Regions from separate parts of the Homo sapiens genome. Here region 2 is linked to region 1. The links are chromatin contacts, found by Hi-C or POLR2A ChIA-PET in ENCODE. All regions are on one chromosome and are shown on one strand. Each heading gives the region's core, a stretch centred on a gene start or an enhancer-like site at or near the end of the contact. The rest is flanking DNA. Distances are from core to core; before and after follow the strand shown. Region 1 has its middle 11 kb from the start of TNFRSF8. Region 2 overlaps VPS13D (vacuolar protein sorting 13 homolog D).

What was found. Hi-C counts contacts between places; a loop is a spot of excess contacts on that map. ChIA-PET counts read pairs that join two places held with the same protein, here RNA polymerase II (POLR2A). Pooled maps may share reads with other maps.
Region 2: a loop to region 1 is called in a pooled map, with 3 times the contacts of the local background. The contact joins two enhancer-like sites. A Hi-C loop is called at or near these places in 4 of 50 pooled maps. POLR2A ChIA-PET finds 5 or more read pairs at or near these places in 2 of 52 experiments (CD4-positive, alpha-beta T cell and MCF 10A).

Annotation. Positions count from the first base shown.
Region 1 is chr1:12,049,835-12,055,679 of GRCh38, forward strand. No RefSeq gene overlaps it. Among named protein-coding and RNA genes, the nearest start is that of TNFRSF8, 11 kb to the right of the region's middle. RefSeq lists enhancers at 2,335-2,484, 2,525-2,614, 2,625-2,684, 3,360-3,409 and a silencer at 4,292-4,341. Within about 2 kb of position 2,362, at least 12 of the 41 ENCODE cell types and tissues checked have a DNase peak (open chromatin) inside an H3K27ac peak, as active enhancers do.
Region 2 is chr1:12,342,276-12,348,120 of GRCh38, forward strand. VPS13D (vacuolar protein sorting 13 homolog D) reads left to right here. Exons shown (of 70, transcript NM_015378.4): 42 at 624-776; 43 at 3,099-3,234; 44 at 4,330-4,377. Among named protein-coding and RNA genes, the nearest start is that of VPS13D, 120 kb to the left of the region's middle. RefSeq lists an enhancer at 2,461-2,620. Within about 2 kb of position 2,441, at least 15 of the 41 ENCODE cell types and tissues checked have a DNase peak (open chromatin) inside an H3K27ac peak, as active enhancers do.

The sequences.
Region 1 (5,845 bases), core at 1,112-3,611:
AACAGTCTTGGAAGCTGGAGGTAGCATCTCCCACTGGGCTAGCGAGCAAATGTATTTACTTTCCAGGACAGTAAGGACTCCCTCCCGTCCCCTAGGGAGATGGCTATTCCAGGGTGATAAAGACAATGTCTTCTCAGGACAGAGGTTGAATAGGTTTGCCAGCAGCCCCTAATGAGATTGGGGGTCTCCCATGGTGTGTGCTCAGCACCAGCCTGGGCTGGTTCCTCACCCTACGTGAAGGGATGTTAAGGGCAAGGGCAAGGGCAAGCAATGCAAATTCAGTGCTCATGCTATGTGCAGGGCTGCAGGTAGTAGACCCTCATTTTATTTTTTCTAGACAGGGTCTTGCTGTGTCACCCAGGCTGGAGGGCAGTGGTGCGATCATGGCTCACTACAGCCTCGACCTCCTGGGCTCAGGCCGTCCTCCCACCTCAGTCCCCCGAGTAGCTGGGACTACAGGAGTATGCCACCACACCCGGCTAATTTTTTTTTTTTTTTTTTGTAGAGATGAGGAGTCTCACTTTGTTGCCCAGGATGGGCAGCTCCTGGGCTCAAGGGATCTGCCCACCTTGGCCTCCCAAATTGCTGGGATTATAGGCATGAGCCACCCTGCCCGGCCAGTAGTAAACCCTTTAAATCTAGCTGGGCTCATTGTCTCCTTAGCATCTGAATCTATCAGAATGTGGCAAGCCGAACTAATTGCTTGAAAAATTATTATTATTTTGAGACTGAATCTCTCTCTATTGCCCAGGCCGGAGTGCAGTGGCACAATCTCGGCTCACTGCAACCTCTGCCTCCCAGGTTCAAGCAATTCTCCTGCCTCAGCCTCCTGATTAGCTGGGAATACAGGTGCCCACCACCACACCCAGCTAATTTTTTTATATTTTTATTAGAAACGGCGTTTCACCATGTTGGCCAGGCTGGTTTCAAACTCCTGACCTTAAGTAATCCACCTGCCTCAGCCTCCCAAAGTGCTAGGATTACAGGGGTAAGCCACCGTGCCCAGCCTATTATTATTTTTAATTTGAGATGGTTATATTCTTTTTTTTTTTTTTGAGATGGAGTCTCGCTCTGCAGTGGCGCAATCTCAGCTCACTGCAACCTCTGCCTCCTGGGTTCAAGCGATTCTCCTGCCTCAGCCTCCCGATTAGCTGGGATTACAGGCACCCACCACCACTCCCAGCTAATTTTTTTTTTTGCATTTTTAGTAGAGACGGGGTTTCACCATGTTGGCAAGGCTGGTCTCGAACTCCTGACCTTAAGTGATCAGCCCGCCTCGGCCTCCCAAAGTGCTGGGATTACAGGCGTGAACCACTGTGCCCGGCCTGCTCTATTTATTAATTCAATAAATATTTATTATGCCAAGCCCTGGTAATAAAGCATTGAGAAACTAGCATTGAGAAACTCCCTGCCCTCAGGGAGCTTGCCTTCTCAAGTCCAGAGCCTCCAGGGGGCTGCGTGAACCAGGTGCAAATACAGTGAGGCTTTGTGCTCCGGCATCTGAGGCCCAGGAGACCTGGGGGCCTGGAGGCAAAATGGTGGCCTCATTTGTCCTGTGGCCGGGCCCTGACTAGATGGCCACAAATTTAGAATAGATCCCTGTCTTTGTGGTATTATAGCTGGGTATCCTGGAGCTTCCTGTGCCAAGCATTTAGCATCTCAGATCTTTGCATAAGTCTGTGATGTCAGTGCCATTGTTATTTCCATTTGATGGATAAGAAAGGCAAGGCCCAGGGTGGTTAACCAGCTGGCTCCAAGTTGCTCAGCTGTGGCTGCAGTAAGAGGTGGGATTTGAACCCAGCTTTCTCTGACTTTACCAAATGCTTTTTTCCCCCAACACCTGGATACCTCTAATTACATTTTATTAATACAGCTTTTTTTTTTTTTTGTTTTTAAACAGAGTCTCACTCTGTCACCCAGCCTGGAGTGCAGTGGTGCAATCCTAGCTCACTGCAGCCTCGATTTCCTGGGTTTAAGCAATTCTCCCGCCTCAGCCTCCCAGGCAGCTGGGACCGCAGGTGAGCACTGTATTAGTCCTACATACCTGGCTAATTAATACTAGGATTTAAAAAAAAAAGTTTGAAGCAATGATCACATAAAAAATGTTTTCTGTGTGCTGCTTATTTTGACCTGAGTTCTGAGGAAGGCGATGGGACCAGCTGCCACAAGGCGAAGCTGCCTTGCCACCTGGGGCCTTGCAGGGTTGAGCCCCGAGCACAGGGGCCCTGGTAGTTGAGCTCTGCCTGACCTGGTCATTCTGAAATCAGGGGCCCCTCCCAGGAAGGCTGCGGGCCCAGGAGAGCAGCGAGGCAGGCTCAGAATTGGGGCTTGAGATGACTCATCTGTGGCTATTTATTACCCGTCTCCATTTCTCGGTCTGATTGGGCTGCTCATGGCCAAGCCTCCCTCCCTGTTGGTGCTGAGTAAGCAGCCTGGACCCGTCCTGCCCCTCTGGCCTCATCTGGAGCTCTCTCCTTTCCCTGTCAGTAACCCTCGGGCCCCCCTGGGGCCACTGAAAGTTCCCCCAGCCACCCTCAGCGAGCTCTTCCCAGCAGTCCCACTCTTTGCTGTTCTCACCCCTTTCTCCCCAGCCTGCTCCTTCTTTCAGGTCTCAGCTTGAGCCTCACCTCTGCCAGGAAGCCCTCACTGACCACTGCATCCACCCCACCACAGTCTGGGTAGGTGGCCGCTGACAGGTGCTCCTAAAGCCCCTGCCCTCCCTCAGTAGTCCCTCCTCACCCCAGCTGAAGGCAACGTCACTCTTCCAGTTTCCCAGGCCAAACCTTTGCCTCATTCTCGCACACATCCAATCCTTCAGTAAATCCCATCCCCAAAGTTCACCCCTAATCCGGCCCCTTCCCTCTCCCACAGCTCCCTCCTGGCCCCAGCCTCCACCCCCTCCACCCTGGATGCTTCAGTTGCCCCTGCCTGCTCTCCCCTCTCTCGTCCTCCCCCTCTTTTCCTGGGCCATCTATTTCCCACGCAACAGCCGGAGTGACCCGGACAACCCAAGTCAGGCCATGCCCCTCCCTGATCCAAACTCCTAGTGGCTCCCATCCCTCTGAGGGCAAAAGCCTTGTTCACTGATGAACCCCAGCACCTATCCTGGGGCCTGGTACCCATATGCCTGTAGAAGTGTTTGTTTAAATGAATATTAATCCATGGCGTTGCCTCTTAAGCAGGGATGTGTTCCTTTCGTCCAAGCGTTCTTGCTCCTATAGGCACATTAGACACTGCAGCAAGAGCAGGTCTCATAGGAGTGGTCCTGGCAGAGCCCCAGGTCTTGCTGGGCACCAGGTCTGCTTGACAGACCACACAGGCCTGGATGGTCAAGTGCTGGTCCCTGGAGTACAAGGAAGGGACCCCAGGGGTCAGTGTCTACCCATATCCGTAGATGCTATCAACAGGTTCTTTTTTTTTTTCTTTTTCTTTTTTTTTAGAGTCAGGGCCAGGCTGACTGTTATTCAGGCTGGAGTGCAGTGGCATAATCATGGCTCACTACAGCCTTGAACTCCTGGGCTCAAGCAATCTTCCCACCTCAGCCTCCTGAGTAGCTTGGACCGCAGGTGTGCGCCATGACGCCCGGCCGCCACCAATATGTTCTTTCCTTGGCTCAGTTCAATGGCCCCTGCAGAGCCGGAAGGCCTGGCTCAGAAAGAACCCTGGCGCCTGTGCAGTGTCAGTGCAAGCCAAGGCAGTGGCTGCTGTTTCCACTGCCAAGCATGAGAGTGGGACGCCAGCCAGTGGCCGGGCTCAGGCCCCAAGGAAACACAAGGTGGGCTGCTGCTTTGGGGACGTTGTTTGGAGTCACTTGAAATGCAAGAGTGACCCCCAGAACACACAGGCCCCCCAGGAGGTGGATGTGGGGTAGACAGCACAGGCCATTTCTTGCTAAGCATTTATTTCCACACTATCTCCTTGGACAGATAACAGGATTGTTTTCAGGTAATAGGTAGATAAGCTGGCCGGGCATTGGGGATGATGGATGCTGAGTCTGGGAGGCAAGTGTGTGCTCACACAGATGTGTACGTGTGTGTGCATGTGTGTGTGCCTATGTGTACGTGTGTGTGCATGTGTGTGTGCATATGTGTATGTGTGTGTGTGCAGCACTGAAACAGGCCGCTGACCGCTCCCAAAGCCCTGATGTTCCATCAGCCTCTGCAGTCACAGCCAAGCAGACCCTTGAGACCCCTGCCATCTGCCTCCCTTGCCAGAGTCTGAAAGCTTGGGGTCAAGGCTTTGCTCCCCTGGTGACAGGCCTGGAAAAGGAAAATGATAGCAAGCAGCAAATACACACAATAAAGCCGGGCGAGGGCAGAGGGGCCGGGTGGGGGCTCAGGAGGCTGGGGCCTGGGGGCTGTCCCTGCACTGACTGGCTGTGGGACTTTGGCCTCAGGGTCGGTGTAACTGGGGTAGGGGAGCGGTTGCTGGATGTGGCGACCCCCACCTCAGCTCTCACACTCTGGCCAGTGTCTGATGCAAACCAGAACCCAGTGAAATCACCATGAGTCGATGGGGGTTATGGATGGTAACTGATGGGTTTTTCTCAGGCCAGATCACAGTTCCAGTCTTCAGGGGGAGGTCCCCATGAGTCTCCAGATCTAGCTGAGGCTTGAGTTGTGGCCACGCCTTAGTTTCTCCACATTGCCAGGGTTTTGTGTCTGGTGAGCCCCAGGCCAGACTGGGCCTTCAGGCCTCCTGCCTCCTGTTTGGAGGGAGGGATGATTCTGGGAGTGGGGCAGACCCACTCCCAGCCACATGGAGGGAATGACCAGGGAGATTCCAGAGGGATTTTCTGAATGAATGCCATATGCTGATGGGCAGCTCCTGCTAGGAACAGGGTCCCTGCTGGCACTTTCTGCAGGCACCCACGGCATGGATGATGGCGCAGATGGGCTGGCAGCATGGCTGTGTTCCGGGTTTCACTTTCAGAGCAGTACCTGCCCTTCTCAGCCTTGCTTGGTGTTCTTGGAACACCCCTAGACCAGCCCCAGAAGGTGAGTCTGACGTCCGCCATGTCTGCTAGGACCCCTGTCCTTGGTCATTCAAGTCATTCAATAAAGATTCATGAAGCCAAGCCCTGCTTATGTCAGTGGACCAGACAGACACAATCCCTGCTCCCCAGGCGGGGAAAGTTAGCAATGAGCAAATAAACGATGCCACACTGTGGTACGTCCCTGATGAACAGGGCGATGTGGCAGAGAGTGGTAACATCAGCTGGGGTGGTCAGGAAAAGCCTCTCTGAGGAGGTTCATCTGAGCCAACACCTGAAGATGAGCAGGAGCTGCGGTTTTAAAATGTGTGTGTGTTAATAGCTTCATTGAGGTATAATAGACACACAGTAATCTTGACCAACTTAAAGTATACCATTTTGTAAGTGTTGGCATGTATATACATCCTTCTCCACAACCAAGATGACCACTATATCTGTCACCCCAGAAGTTTTCTCAGAGGGACAACACTTTGCAGAGCTGGGGGAACAAGTTTTCAGGCGGAGGGACCAGCGAGCACAAAGGCCCTGGGGCAGGGACAAGCTTGGTGGCATCAGGAGAGAAAGGAGTCCACTAGGGAGTGTGACGGGGTGGCCGGTGCCCCACCTGGGGCCTTCTCAGCCAAGGTGCTGAGCTCAGGTCTGAATCTAAGTGCTTCCACAACACCCTCTCGCCACACTGGGCCATCAGAATGCCAGGGCCTGCCCTCCACCAAGGCTCTTCTGAGAAACCAGCCCCTGCGACATCTGCCAGGGACTTAGCAAGGGGTTTCTCCAGGAATGATTTACATTTTAACTGGGACCTTCAATTCCTTGACCCAAGGGAGTGACTAGTGATGGAGCTTCAAGACCTGG
Region 2 (5,845 bases), core at 1,191-3,690, 290 kb after region 1:
CATTCTCCCTCTATCCCTAAAGAATTCTTTCATACCTAAAACGCACTTCAACCCAGATGGAATTGGGTGGAGTTTGGAGAACAAAGGAGACTTTACCTAAGCCAGGCGAGAACCTTTTCTAACAACTTTCTGCCTGTTTAGATCTTGGCTCAGCCTTCCAAGTACATGGTGGTCGTTCCAGCTGAGGTCATGAAGTGCATGGCATGAGTAACAGAATCCATTGATTTGAAATCACATTTCTCCGACCTCCCCCAAGTATGAGACTGCTCTAGAAGAGAAGCTTTTTTGTTTTAACAGTGTAGGTCTGTTAAATTCCAACTAATCACTTAAATGCCACTTGAAAAAGTCATGCCTTAATTCACATGTACCAGATTCTACTGCCTGAGGTAAGTGGCTACAGAGTGACAGCTTTCAGCTGTTTCTAAAATGTCAAATAAGTTGTGATTCAGCACGAAGATAGCTATAGTTAGCGACCCTCAAGGTCATTCTTTGTAGCTAGGTCATGCAGCCTTTTATTGCTGGGAATTGAGTTGTGAGAAGGTTCTGCTCTTCTGCACGGGGCTCCTGTGAGAGGGAGCTGGGAAGAAACAGGGACAGGCTGATGTCATCTGATTTGGTTCCAGAGCTGCACTCTCTCACAGTGGGAGTCCAGGGGTAGTTCCAGAAGGGAACGGAACATTTCTCGATGATACTCACAATGTTAGTGAATGGCGAGAAGTCCTTACAGGTGAAGAGATTCCCTTTGAATTTGAAGCAAGAGGAAAGTTAAGACACAGGTAAAGTATGGTTTATTCTTTTCTTTAAAAAAAAGAAAGTGGATGTAAGTGAGGGTCCCTAGTGTTTTGTCTTTTTACTTTCCTTATAAATGATTTTATTTTATTTTATTTTATCTTATCTTATTTTATTTTATTTTTGAGACAGGGTCTTCTTGCTCTGTTGCCCAGGCTGGAGTGCAGTGGCACGATCTCAGCTCACTGCAGCCTCTGCCTCCTGGGATCAAGCAACTCTCCTGCTTCAGCCTCCTGAGTAGCTGGGATTACAGGGATGCTCCACCACACCTGGCTAATTTTTTATTTTTAGTAGAGATGGGGTTTCATCATGTTGGCCAGGCTGGTCTCAAAATCCTGACCTCAAGTGATCCGCTTCGGCTTCCCAAAGTGCTGGGATTACAGGTGTGAGCCACCACACCTGGCCCCTTATTAATGATTTTAATGTCTTCTTTTTAAAAGATATTTCGTAAATCAGTGTTTCCTTTTATTATTTTATTTTATTTTATTTTTGTAGAGATGAGGTCTCACTGTGTTGCCCAGGCTGGTCTCAAACTCCTGGGCTCAAGCAGTTCTCTCACCTCGGCCTCCCAAAGTGCTGGGATTACAGGCGTGAGCCACTGCACCCAGCCTCCTTTTAAAAAATAAAGACTTTGCTGCCATCTTGGAAATACATGTCTTTTCATTAACTATCCATTTATTTGACATATGAGGTGATAACCTGTGTGTTTCACAGAATTTGGTGGAAACATAGACATATCATAACCCTCAAGTTTATTGCATCTTGGCCTGATTTTCATGATGGATTGGTGATATGGTATTCTTAAAAGATTCTCAAAGCATGTTGATTTCAATTTTAATTTACATATATGCCACGTAGTACTTTTAACAAGCAGCTAGTTTCAGGACTCAAAGCTAATAAGAAGACAAATTCTGATTCTAAAAAGAACTGATCTGGGGAGACTGCTAGCTGATGCATTCCTGAAGTACCCATACTCAAAACTGGAATGAATGTGAGAAAATGTTCTATCTGATTACTGAGAGATCATAAAATATCCAATAAAGTGTTGTATTATTTACAAGTATTTTTCTATGCACAGGCTATCCAGTGGATATGAATAGGTTAAGACAGCATTTGAATAGGTTAAGATTTAGTATTTGAGCCTCATATTTGTTTTCAAGCTGAGCTGAAATTGAAGAGATTGGCTTTAGCTTTCTGTAATCATGTGCTTTTTGTGGTGCTTTCAGTTCCTGAGTGTAAACTTGCTCCCAAGTCAAGCAGGTTTCCTTTTGCATAGCTTTGGTACCCACACACATTATTCCCAAGAAGCAAGAGTTCTGAACGTGTGGGTCTCCAGGGATTTTATAGGGAAAAAAAAAATCACTATGCTGGGCACACATGTGCTTGGAAGCCACTTTAGCTTCCAGGTAAGAGCAGTGAGCATTTTCCTGTTGGTCCCCACAGTTCTTGGAGAAGCTAACTACAGAACTGTTGGGAACATTTCTGGATAAGCCCATCCTCTGTCATATCAGAAAGGGTTTGACCTCTTTGTCATTTCTGTTTTTGTTTCCGTATTTCATAATCCATTTCAGGTCCCACTATTCTGCTTGAATTCTTCAAAATAAATGCCTTTTCTGGCTTTTTCCCCTTTTGGCACACTGCACCCCACTCCTTGCCTCCCTCCCCGCTTCCTGTCAGCCTCAAATCTAGTTCCCCATTTCACTTCTGGCTTGAATTAGGCAAAATCTAAAATAGAATTAAATGTGCAGTTTCCTCCTGTTCCTCCTGTTCTGCCCACTGCCTTCTGCTCCAGTTTCAGTCGAGCACAGGAGCCCTGAAATGAGCGCTGTGCCTCTCCTGCCCTGTCTGTAGTCACGTAGGGCTGGAGCCAAACAACTGCATGTGGTTCTGAGCGAATTAGGATTTCAACAAAGGAACCAAGAATAATTTTTTATGCATTTCCAAGAGTATGGTTATATGATTAAATCGCTACTGCATTTTTACCACCCCAGTGACATCATTATATAGGTTGGGGTGAGGGTTGGTGGGGGAAAGACCTTGGCTCGTGTTTAGGTTTTGCGTGGTTTGTACAATGGAGGATAAATGCCACTCTTACTCAGTCAAGCTTTACAGATCTTGCAGTTTGTGTTGTAAGTGTAAAACCCAGTTAAACTGTGCTCCTGATTTCCCTTGCATTAGGTAATCTCCAAAAGGTTTAGCCAACTGGGTTTTTACATCATATGTACTAAATCAGATTTGTGTCTTTGCTTCTACTTTTCATCCCTTCTGGAGATTGTGCCTAATATCTTTTTCTTTGTTCTGCCTGACAGACACACCCATGACCTCCGGATTCATCAACTGCAAGTGAGAGTAAATGGCTGGGAGCAAGTGAGCCCAGTGTCTGTGGACAAAGTCGGGACCTTTTTTCGATATGCAGCACCAGATAAAAATTCATCTTCCTCTACGGTGTGTGACATTCAGGAAGTCAGATGGTTAAGCGACTGTCAGGAAGTCAGATGGTTAAGCCTGTAATAAGCTTACTCTAATGAAACTTTCTTGTTCTTTCTTTCCCCTAATTCTAGGACTGACTGGGTCAGTCATAGGCATTGGTAATCAATATGTAGATAAGCCAGCCAATGGTTAGTTTCAGTAGAAAAACAAGATTTAAAATCAGCAGTAACACATTTCCTCACCTCTGTAGATCCATTTCATGCTAGCTGGCCTGACTGGCAGTTTACTAGTCTGCTGAACCTGAGTCTTGTTTTTATTTCACATATTGTTATGCTGTCCATATACACTGTGTTTTTAATATTTCTTATAATGCAGCACCTTGATCCTTTTACTCTGTGTCTCCAAATCTTTCTCTGTGGCACAAAGAGAGATGTCCACTGTCGTTTATTTTCTGATCACACATGCTCTCACATACCCTTCCTGCCTGTAGTCCCAGTGGTTGGAGGGACAGCCCAGGAAATGATGCAGGTGGCATCCCTGACTTGTACATGCAGGTGGAGGCTGACATCCTGGCTGACAGAGCTGCCATGGGTCCTCTTGCCCCATCCTCCTTCATACTTCATGGAACACTTGCACTTATTTTTGGGTAGCCAGTAGTGAGGTGGAAATGCAGACGTGCAGAGATATTGCAGCTTTCTTCATGAAAAATATTCTTAGAAAACACTGTTGCACAACTGTCCATTTTTACTGTTGCTCTTGTGCCCCAAGTTTCTTACAAAAAAACAAAAACAAAAACAAAAACAAAACCTTTTCAGGATTACTTTTCAGCCTAAGTTTATGTCTAGTAATGACAGGACCAGTTCCCTCATAGGTACCTTTCTTACTGCATTGATGTGTTGGGGAGAAATTTGGCATACGTTGAATGGTTATAAAATGAATATTGTTTTTTCCATATCTTTAAGAGGAGATGTTTTATCTTCATAGTAGACTATACTTTACTTGAAAGTATTTACAAACACGACCCTTTGAAGAAAATTATGTTGTCATTGAATTTAACGTTGCTAATTATCTTAAGTCTGTGCTGACTCTAACTTTTGAAATCTTTTTCAGATTGGCAGCCCAAGCAGCAGAACAAATATTATACATCCCCAGGTTTATGTAAGTATGATTTTCCTGTTGTCATTGTGTTTATTGCGTATATACACTGCACCTGAATCATGTGGATATACATTTCTTAATGATCAGAGAAACTTTATGACATATATGCGATTGAAATTTATCTCTGCCCTTTTCTATTAATGATTACCTTCCTTTTCCAAAAACTTGCAAGAAAATGTTTTCACCTAGCTTGGTGTGTGAGACTAAGTATTACAGGGAAGGAGAAGGAAAAGGCAAATGTTTGGTCCAAGGTCTCCTTTTCATTCTAAGTTAAAATAGAAATGAACCCTGGTATGACCATATGTGTTTCATAGTTTTGGGTCCAAAGGTCATGAAAGTAAATAAGAAGGAAAAAGTAGCAGTTTATTTCCTCTTTGGCTTTTGAAACATCATCACGAAATGACATTAACAAACTTATTCCAGGCTTTTATTTATAATTTCTTCTCCCTGATGATTGTAGGTTTTGAAACAAAATTTCAGGTAGGCCTGAACAATATCAAGGTTTGAAACAACATCAGGATTTCTTTTTTTTTTTTGAGACGGAGTCTCGCTCTGTTGCCCAGGCTGGAATGCAGTGGTGCCGTCTCAGCTCACTGCAACATCCGCCCCCCGGGTTCAAGCAATTCTCTTGCCTCAGCCTCCCAAGTAGCTGGGACTACAGGCACCTGCCACCACCCCCGGCTAATTTGTTGTATTTTTAGTAGAGATGGGGTTTCACCGTGTTAGCCAGGATGGTCTCGATCTCCTGACCTCGTGATCTGCCTGCCTCGGCCTCCCAGAGTGCTGGGATTACAGGTGTGAGCCAACGCGCCCAGCCTAGGATTTTAAGTAATTGTTACTGGCTTTGACTATTGGGGCCTTTTTTGGGTTGGGTCACTGGAAGCTGGAGCTTCGATGATGATTTATGCCTAGGATTGTGTCCTTCTAAAAACACTCTAGAAAATTGTAGTTTGCCTTTTTGTTTGGACTTCCTAGAAGTCTTGGTTCAAAACATGGAGCTCTTCATTTTATTGTTTATTGGATTGACTTTCACTTGCTGTTTGTCTTAATGAGAAAGTTGGCAGAATGAAAAGCTTGAATGTCATGCCATTTGTTTCTCCAGTAAAAAGCATTGTTAATATGTTCTGGACACTCATTCTAAGAGTAGTACTTTCAGACTTTTTCTTTGGTGTACCTAACATGGGATTTTTCTACTTTTAAGAAAATTTCCTGTCACATGGTATTAGCACAAAATGTGTGTTGAATGTGTGAATGAACATATGGAAAAATAACGTAATGGCGGTAACCCAAGACCAAAATAAATAATTGCCCTTCATTATGTTGAGTTTCTGAACCTTGGTGTCCTTTTTATGAACAAGTGATTATTTTTAAAGTTCTTTAAAATACAGACATTGGTTTTTGTGTAGACATGTCAACAAATAATATATGGACCTAAATAATATATTTTATGACATTTAGAAAAAAAGAA